Linked DNA regions of Homo sapiens: region 2 is linked to region 1. Evidence: chromatin loops called from intact Hi-C (ENCODE). Cell type or tissue: MCF 10A. All regions are shown on one strand.

The links. Hi-C counts contacts between places; a loop is a spot of excess contacts. Peaks named below come from ENCODE experiments on the same cell type or tissue, not always from the same donor. Only the 100,000 strongest peaks of a DNase experiment are listed, where the experiment ranks them.
Region 2: it touches region 1 in a loop (8-fold over the local background); 6 of 110 quality-filtered maps call a loop at or near these places.

What each region holds. Positions count from the first base shown.
Region 1 is chr14:20,968,505-20,973,504 of GRCh38, forward strand. No RefSeq gene overlaps it. Among named protein-coding and RNA genes, the nearest start is that of RNASE2, 16 kb to the left of the region's middle. RefSeq lists an enhancer at 2,608-3,297. In MCF 10A, CTCF peaks have their summits at 2,577 (motif pointing left) and 3,108 (motif pointing left); DNase peaks (open chromatin) are centred at 2,597 and 3,057.
Region 2 is chr14:20,325,596-20,330,595 of GRCh38, forward strand. CCNB1IP1 (cyclin B1 interacting protein 1) reads right to left here. Exons shown (of 7, transcript NM_021178.5): 2 at 3,579-3,778; 3 at 1,121-1,198; 4 at 1-58. SNORD126 (small nucleolar RNA, C/D box 126) reads right to left here and starts at 944; the gene lies at 846-944. In MCF 10A, a CTCF peak has its summit at 1,881 (motif pointing right); a DNase peak (open chromatin) is centred at 1,886.

The DNA of each region.
Region 1 (5,000 bases):
CCTACACACTGAGAGGCAGCCTGACTATCTGCCTTAAGGGCACCACGACTGAACTTGATGCTTTTCATCCCTGTTTCTATCACAGGAAGCTCATTCCCAGATCATCCCAGGTGGAGGCAGTGATACTATGTTAAATGCTTCTGATAGATCAGTAAAGTAAGAATGGAAAATTGACCCAGACAGAGGCTGGGGCTGTGGGGAATGGTCTCATTCCAAATGTCAGGGATCCCCATGACCCAAACTGTTGGAGGACAGGAGTCTGGGCAGTGGATTGAGGAGACTTTTCCAAGTTCTTGACCTAGAGAAGACAGTCTCCTCCAGGAGGTGAGAAGAAAGAGCGTCCACACTGGAGTCATATTTTCCTCCCAGAGGAGGGAATGAAAAGGAGGAGAGTAGAGCATGTATGTCTCCCTTCCCCTGAGACGCTGGTCCTCCTTTTCCATTACCCCGGCCCTCCATACTTCACATGAACTGTTTTTGTCTCCATCTCTCCTCACTCTTCTACAGACTCATCAGATCAACTCACTTGACAATTCCTCCCTCCCTCTGAAGCACCCATCTCCAGTACCTTCCTTCTCTCTAATCCCCCTCTTCTGCCCTGCCCTTTCTTGTGGAGACCTCTACAGATTACCCATTCTATTTCCTTCCTGGGGCTGCTAGAATGAAATACCACAGACTAGGTGGCTTATACAAGAGAAACTTATTTTTTCACAGTTCTAGAAACCAGAAATCCAAGGTGTATTAGACAGGGTTCTCTAGAGGGACAGAATATTAAGGATATATATATATTTATGTATATATCTGACCCACCCCACCTTCCATGTCCATGCTAATGGCAGGGTGACCTACTCAGAGCAGTCTTCAGTAAGTGACTACTTGAAATGCCTTACTGCAGTTCTCCTCAGTGACCTGTAAGAGGGATTAAGGGACTCCCCTGTGGCTGCATCCACAGCCATCAAACCTACCTTCGCTGGGCCTCACCAGTCTCTGCTTGGCCTTTCCAGATGGTCATGGCCCCAGGCTTGTGAATCATGTCTGAGTTCCTCTGTTGTTTTTCCAGGAAGCTGGCATCATAAGGCTAGTCTCTGTCTGACAAACTAACGCCTCCAGTCACCTCCCTGGATATGCCTTTCCATCCCTGCACTGACATCCCAGGCCCAGACCAGAGCTTCACCCTCAGTCCGTTGCACCCTACCTGCTTATAAAGGTTGACTAACTGACTTGTATCATACAGTTAGAGTTAGGGCTGGCACTCTCAAAATGCTGTCCGCAGTCTAAGCACTGTGCCAAGGAACTTTTGTTTACAGAAATGCAAACGTACAGATGTACGAACTCTATTTCCCGTGAGCTCTCAGGTCTCAATGGCCACCTTCAATATAACTGTTACATGCACTGGGAAACAAAAAAATGTGTGTTTTAAAAAATAAAAATTGTGGCCGGGCGCTGTGGCTCACGCCTGTAATCCCAGCACTTTGGGAGGCCGAGGCGGGCAGATCACGAGGTCAGGAGATCGAGCCCATCCTGGCTAACACGGTGAAACCCCGTCTCTACTAAAAATACAAAAAATTAGCTGGGCGTGGTGGCCGGCGCCTGTAATCTCAGCTACTCAGGAGGCTGAGGCAGGAGAATGGCACGAACCCGGGAGGCGGAGCTTGCAGTGAGCAGAGATCGCGCCACTGCACTCCAGCCTGGGCGACAGAGCGAGACTCCGTCTCAAAATAAATAAATAAATAAATAAATAAATAAATAAAAATAAAAATTGCAGTGGTCTAGTACCAAACCCACAACATCTCTGAGGTATGCCTGTAGTATGCAGACATCAAAATAGAATGAGGTATACTCTTGCTACTAGCGTGAAATATGTCTAAAATACATTGTTAGTGGAAAAGAGGTAATGTGTAGAACGTTGTGTATAGAATGTTACTATTTGTGGGGGGGGGGAATAGGAAATAAACACTCATCTATATATATATGTCAATGAGTTTATGAATATAACATGTAGATATGCATAGACAGTAAAAAGATATAAACAAACTGCAAATTGTTGCATCTGGAAAAGAAAAGTAGGATGTCTTCATCCTTTTCGCTACATTTGCCCTCCTAATATTTGAATTTACCTCTGCCATTTGCATTTACAACGTATCTGTATATGTAAAAGAAAAATCAAACAGCCTACCTCATTGTAGCCCTTTCTGAGCCTACTGAGGAATGGTCCCTGGTAATAGAAAGTTTAAGAACGAAGCTGTGAATTTCAATTTACAGTTGAATTTCACAACTGTAAACTACTCTAGCGATGCAGCATAGACTTGACCTCCAAACCCCAAGCCTGCAGCCCGCGGCAGACAGGCCGAGAGTGGGGCAGCCGTCTCTCCTTCCTCGCCCTGCCCTCCTTCTGCACATCCAGCCACCTCCGCAATGGAAAGCTCGTGGCATACAGCAGGCGCTCATTATTTGAAGCCTCTTCATTCTCCTGCTTCCTCGGTGGTTAAGGAGGCTTTTGGAAGTTCAAGTCCGTCTCAGCTAAGAACCAGGAGACACGGCTTTGGTGCCTCTCGGCCCGCTGGGTCTCGGCGGCGCAGCGTCCCCTGCCGGCCACTGTGGCGGCGGCTGGAATCAGCCTCAGCACTTAAGGGGCCGCGCGGGAGGAGTTGCCCCACCTCCAGGCAGCTCTTTCCAGAGCAGTGAGGGCAAGTCTGGGGATTATCTCCATAAAGGAAGCGAGGTGGCTCGGTGGAGGGGCTTCAGATCCCCTTCCCAGGACCCTGTGACCCGCCATCGGAAGAGAGTGGACCTCATTCTATTTCAATGTCTGCATAGTACAGACATTTGCTGTGGGCAAATCGGACCCATGAGCCCAGAGAGCATCATCCCGGGAAAGCTTTCCCGAAGCACAGGCTTCCCTGCACCACCATACACGCGCACACCCGCACGCGCTCACTCCCCCAGCCCTCCTCCCCTCCCTCACTCCCGCCCTGGAAGAAGCGGGGAGCTGAGGGGAGAGGTGGAACCAGCAGAGAAACGGGCCGGGCAGGAGCCCGCACCAGCCCGGCTTGGGACACCGCAGCCGCTCCTGCCCTCTGCTGGCTGGAAGGCGCACTTACACATTGCGGTCATCGCGGATCGCCGAGGGCCGCTGGTGCCGCTCTGCCGCCAAGGACGCTCAGCCATTGGAGTAGAAGTGAGAGAGGCCGCGGGCTGAGTAGAGAGGGGTGAGGATTCCGGAAAGGAAGCATCGTCAGGAAGCGCTGAAGTTCCTACTGATAAAGAGGGGGTTGGGCCACCAGCAACTTGTCACATGAGGAGTGGGGGTTTTCTGCATACCTTAGTGAACCTATCAGTCTAGGACTCGTGGATGGAGACTCGGCCACACCAGCAGCTGGTAAAGGCTGTCCTGGGGCCCAAATCCGTCAGTGACTCTGACATCTCAGGGACAGTGTGTGGTGGCTATAGTGCTTTGCGAAGTTGCTGCCGGGAGTTAGGCAGAAACCTCTTAGGCTGTTCAGATCCCTCTTAACTAAGGGGTTTTAGTGCTGTGAGTATTCCCACAAATGGGTCCCTGTAGTACAATTATTTTGCAGCATTCATACGGCCTACTGGGGCTCTTGATTTGAGGAGCCTTATTCAGCAAACATTTCTTGAGTACCTATGTGCCAGGTACGGTTAGAGGTATGGGAGTCATCAGAGAACGCAGGACATACGTACAAAAAAAATCTCTGCTTTCACGGAGGTCACATTCTAGTGACCTAGACACATAATGTATACTCACAGACAATAAACATATATGTAAATTACACAGACTGTTAAGGTGATAAGCTCTATGGAAAAAATAAAGCAGGAAGGAGAATGGGGGAAGCAATGGGTAGCTTTTTTTTTTCTCTCTTTGAGACAGTCTGGCTCTGTCACCCAGGCTGGAGTGCAGTGCAATCTCGGCTCACTGCAACCTCCACCTCCCGGGTTCAAGCGATTGTTGTGCCTCAGCTTCCCAAGTAGCTGGTGTTACAGGCGTGTGCCACCACACCCAGCTAATGTGGGACATGTTAAGTCTGAAGGGTCTATTAGACCTCCAAGTGAAGATGTCAAATAGACAGTCCGATGTACTAGTCCAAAGCAAGAGAGCTGGGCTGGAAGTATGTATTTGGGAGTTGTTAGAGAATCAACAGCATTTAAAACCTTGAGACTGGATAAGATCACCAAGGGATAGTGTGCAGATAGAGAAGAAGACCTATGACTGACTCCTGGGGACCTCTAACATCAAGTTACCAGAGGCAAGAGGAAAAACGTGTGAGGAGCCTAAGAATGAAAGGCCTGGATGGTAAGGAAAGAGCCAGGAGACAGGGGCATCCCAGAGACCATCACGCAGCCTCGACATGACTGCCTGCATTGAGGAACCAGGACTGATCTCACAACGCTTTTCGTCCCTATTCCTGTCACAAGAAGCCCCATTCTCAGGTCATCCTCATCAAAAAGGAGGGAATTATCCACTGTGCCTAATACTGCTGAGTGGAATATTAATCTGTTGGGGTGGGAGGTGTTACTTCCAATGCAAGGAGTGCCCCCACAACCCTCATAACTCCTACTGATGGAGCTGAGGAGTCCATTGAGAAGATTTTTTTTTTTCCGAGATGGAGTCTCGATTTGTCGCCCAGGTTGGAGTGCAATGGCGCAATCTCAGCTCACTGCAACCTCTGCCTCTCAGGTTCAAGTGATTCTCCTGCCTCAGCCTCCCCAGTATCTGGGATTACAGGTGTGTGCCACCATGCCTGGCTAATTTTTGTACTTTTAGTAGAGACGGGGTTTCACCGTGTTGGCCAGGCTGATCTCCAACTGCTGACCTCAAGTGATCCACCCGCCTCGGCCTCCCAAAGTGCTGGGATTATAGGCATGAACCAACATGCCCAGCCTGAGAAGGTTTTCTAAGTGCTGGGCCTTAGAAGAAGAGAATCTTGTCCAGGAGATGATTAGAAAGAGGGTCCACATATGAGCTGTGTTATTTGTTCTAG
Region 2 (5,000 bases), 640 kb before region 1:
AGGTCCAGACTGGAACAGCGAAACTCAGATCTGGTTTCAGTCTCTTGAAATTTTACTCCTGCAAAAGACAACAAAAGCTAAAAAATTATTTCAAGTCCTGATGTTACTTTGAGTTGTTTGTATTTCCTGTATTTCACCCTTCTTTCTACCTAATTCTCTGCTGAAAATGCAGGCACGGGTAAAGAATATAAGCTTGTCCTAAGTTACCTAAAATAACTTTTAAAATATTACAATACATGAATACAATAAAATTAGAAAATAGGTTTATAATAATAAAAGATTACTTGTAGAACCCAATTCTAGAGAAAATAACCCCCTAGTATTTTAGTATATATGTCCTTTCAGTTTTCTTAAGCAAACATATGCATATAAAAATATTTAAGCAGAAACATATTGCTCTATATAATCTGTTTTTCATGTGTCATGAATACCGTTCTATTTCAATAAACATAAAACTGTATCATAACTTTTAAGTGATTCTATAGTGTTGTACCGTATAGTCTTCACAAAATTGATTTAACCAACTCTGTGTTTCCTTTAATCTACATGTATAGATTGATAAAATAATGATTAGTTTAAAACTGCCAGGCTAAATTGCCTATAGAATTATACCAGTTGCCAGTGCTTTTTCTGTAGTGTTTGAACTTTTAGATTAATGATTCCTGACCCTAGTTCTAACTCACAAAAGTGATTTTTTGGGGATATAGAGATATCACAAAAGATCAAAGCACAACAAAACATTAGTCTCAAATTCATAATTTATTAAGATTTAAGAATTACCTGGGATTACAGACTAAATCCCAGTATGAATTCCAACAAGCAGAATTCAATTGCAGGTGTTTGCCCCTAGCTTTAGTCTGCTCAGAGCATGTGTTTAATCAGGCTGATCAGCTGAAACACGGACTTAACATGCATTTCATCATGGCAAACTGTAAATGACTGAGGAAGGGCAAACCAGCACTGGCTCCTCATCCCTAAACAGGAAAATTCTCCTAAGGTTAGAACTGGGGATTTTTTTTAATTACCAAATTCCATCCACTAATAACACCGAGTCCCAAGTCTTGCTAAGTGATTAGAAATCCAAATGAGGTAAAAACGAAGATTTTGCTCTTACTCTTACCTCTGGCATCACATGAATCCAGCTTCTATCTAGAAATCCAGTTGAACCACAGGATCTATCAATTATCTAGGATCATTTCTGGAAAATTTAAAAAACATAAATAAATTCACAAAGGTTATGATTACATGACAACTCACACCAGCATGTTCTATACCAAGTCACAAGAAAATTTAGAGTAACCGTTCATCCTTTATTTAACTCTCCATTCATTAATATAAATTATTGACTCATCTATTTGGAGAATGTCACCAAATGCCCAAGCTCAATATCAAATAGGGCAGGATCAGGAGTTCAAGGTTACAGTGAGCTGTGATCGTGCCACTGTACTCCAGCCTAGGCAACAGAGTAAGACCCCGTCTCGAACAAAACAAAAAAAATTTAACAACAACAACAAAAAAAAACCGAGCAGGACCCCTACACAAGCTTAATTTTGTATAAATTTACAAGCTTGGATAAAACTGCACAATAGTCTAACCAACTTCTGAAAGGCTATAAAGGTCAACAACCTCACAGTAAGAAAACAGTTATGCAAGAGGAAGGAGTCAAGAACTTTTAAGATTCAGATAACTGAGAAAATAATCCAAAATAGTCAGTTTTTTCAAAGCATGTTTCAATTTCATTTGAGCCAATGCCGGATTGTATTTAACCTTTACTCTTCGTAATCCTTTGTCAAAATAATCTGAAGAAAATCTTCCCTTTATATAGGAAAATTGAATTAGTAACATTTGTAACCCAAGTCTGCCACAAGATGGCAGTGTAAGAAAGAGTCTTGCTTTAATTTCCTCTTCCAGCATTTGCGTGTCATCTGAACTTTCAGGTCAAATACATACTAGATACGCAGTTCATCTTTGCAGGCAACCTTCACACTATTCCCTACTCTTCACCTAATTACTAGCTAGAAAATTTTTTGTATTTACTTGTAATGATCATCTAAAACTTGTTAGCTAAAAATACTGCAGTTATACTTTCATCATTATGTTCTTTTTCATGCAGCAGTGTGGAGATTTAAAAATCCATAACCTCAGATACAATCTAGCCAGAAAGACAAGACTCACAGAAATTAACATACCACCAAATAAGTAGTAGAAAGCAAGTAAGGTTAAGAAAAGAAGTAGGATTGGTCAAGGAAGGCTTCATGAAGCAAAAAGAGTGGGTCACAAGTGGACCTTAAAGTTGCATGTCCAATAAGTAACCACTTAATTAGAGTTAAAAATTAAATTTCTCCCATTACCCTAGTCACATTTTCATTACTCAATAGCTAAATTGGCAGTACAAACATAGAGCATTTCCATCATAACAGAAGGCTCCATTGGACATCAGTGCCTTTAAGAATGGGTCTAAAATAAGCTGACAGAAAAGAAAGCAGTGGCTATCATTCTTTAGAAATCCTATCTGTCAAGCTGTATAGAATTTGTATCATTTAAATTTTACAACCCCCTATTTACAGGAAAATTGAGGCTCAGAAAAATTACATAAATTTCCTAAGGTCACCTAACTAGTAAGAGCTAGGATTTAAATTCAATTCCATCAAAACTCCATACTCTTCAATTCACCATGGTACTTCCTACAGGAAATACACAGAGCTAAAGGTTTGCTTTAAAATGTAATGCAGTGACATGCTAGCTCAGTAGGTTGGAAAGAAACTGAAGCATTTTAAATATCTCAGACAGATATGATCAAAATGTTATTTTACTCCTTCCTTGCCCTATACTTAGCTTTAACTATGTAAAATGTTTTCAGATCAGCAGGATGCAAGGTTAACTAAGAGAATGTAGACAAGAAGCAAGACATGGTGTGAAAGGTTTCTCCAGTTTTAACAATGTCTACCTTAAAACTCCTTGATCTCTCCAAACCTAAAATAAATTTTTTTAAAAAGGAAATTAAAAAAAAAACTACTTGATCTAAGTATTCTTACAGGATAATAATTATAGGTTGAAAGGAACAACTTCTCTATTAATCTCAACTCACAAACAAAACCCAGATTGCAAGAGGCCTGGTCTTTTTGTTTTGACACATAGCACAAAGCCTGGCACATAAATCCTGATGTTAAATATGTGATACCTTTCCCAATGTGTGATGCTTCCCTGCAGGATTCTAGTCATGCATGCTTCAACAAGTGTCATTCCACCATACAAAGGACATTTCGTATTTACTAAGTATTGTGCAAATGCTCCATAAACAATCAATGATCCCAGCATTTTGTTGACTGTGGGCAGTAATCACTTCAAAGTACTAGTGTTCATAGCCAAAAGGTACATTTTATATGTGTGAACAGATGCTTCATGAAGGCCTAATACAAACTACAAATTGATACTAAATCAGCAGATACTCGTGTTAAGATTTCATCACCATTCCTTTTGACTCTATTCCAATTTACTCAGTGCCACCTAGCATTATAGGATACAATGGTAACTCGAATCTCTAAGCTAGGCTTTTTAGATAGGAAAGACACACATACGTGTAATGAAGAGAACTTAAGGCAGCTTATCTTGATCAAAATTCAAGTACCAGGCTTTAGGTACCATCAGCCTTTAACCCTTTCTGTTGAGAATATCCAAATCCAAGCCCATATGATTTTCAGGGGGTCTACAGATGGGCCAGTTCTGGACTGGCACACAGGGTGCTGGACTTCCCTCCTCAGTGGATTTCATCTTCAACCTGAAACAAAATGAACACACAAAATTTTGTTCATAGGAAGTAAATACTAGACTAATAGCTTGGTATAGTTTTCCTTTAGAGATAGTTATATAAGGTACTGCTATCAGAACAGACTCCAAGTTTTATTTCCCACTCACTATCAGTTTCCTTCCTTTTTAAGGCAGAATAGTATTCCACTGTACATATGTATAATATTTGCTTTATCCATTCATCCGTTGATGGACCCTTAGGTCAATTCCGTATCTTGGCTTTTGTGAATAATGATGCAATGAACATGGGAGTATAGGTATCTCTGACATACTAGTTTTATTTCCTTTGAATATACCCAGAAATGGGATTTCTGGATTATATGGTAGTTCTATTTTTAATTTTTTGAGAAATTTCCATACTGTTTTCCATCATAGCTGCACTAATTAATATTCCCTAAAATAATAGATTTTGAAATCATACTAAACTAGATTTTAATCCTGGCTCTCTCATGTATTTGCTGTGCCCATGGGTAAGTTATGCAACTTCTCTAAACTTCAGCTGTCCCCTCTGTAAAATGAGGACAAATACTACATACCTCTTAAAACTTCCGTGAAGACTGAGGTAATAAATACATTTTGCACTGTAGCTGGCATGGAGTTAAATGTTTAATATGTTATTTCTATGTCTTGCCCAAGCTCAACCAGCTAGTGAGTAGAAAGGCAAATATTCTGCCTAAAAATTTCACACTTTTCCACAGCCATAAAAAAAAAAAAAACAAAAAACATGTCCTTTGCAGCAACTGGAGCTGCTGGATGCTGCTGGGGGCCATTATCCTAAACGAATTTATGCAAAAACAGAAAACCAAGTATTGCATGTTCTCACTTATAAGTGGGAGCTAAATCTTGCGTTGGGAGCTAAATCTTGCGTAGGGAGCTAAATACTGGGTTCACAGGAACAAAAAGTTGGGAACAATAGACACTAGGTACTCCAAAAGGAGGAAAAGAGAGAGAGGGGCAAGAGCTGAAAAACTTCCTATTGGGTACAATGTTTACTACCTAGATGGCAGGATCAATAGAAGCCCAAACCTCAGCATCATGCAATATACCCTGAAACAAACCTGCACATGTACCCCGTGAATCTACAATAAAAACAAATTTAACAACAAAAAGTCACACTTCTCACAATAACCCAGAAGCCAGAAAGGTCACTCATATAGTACTCATAAGGGCCCTTCCAACTCCAAGATATTGTG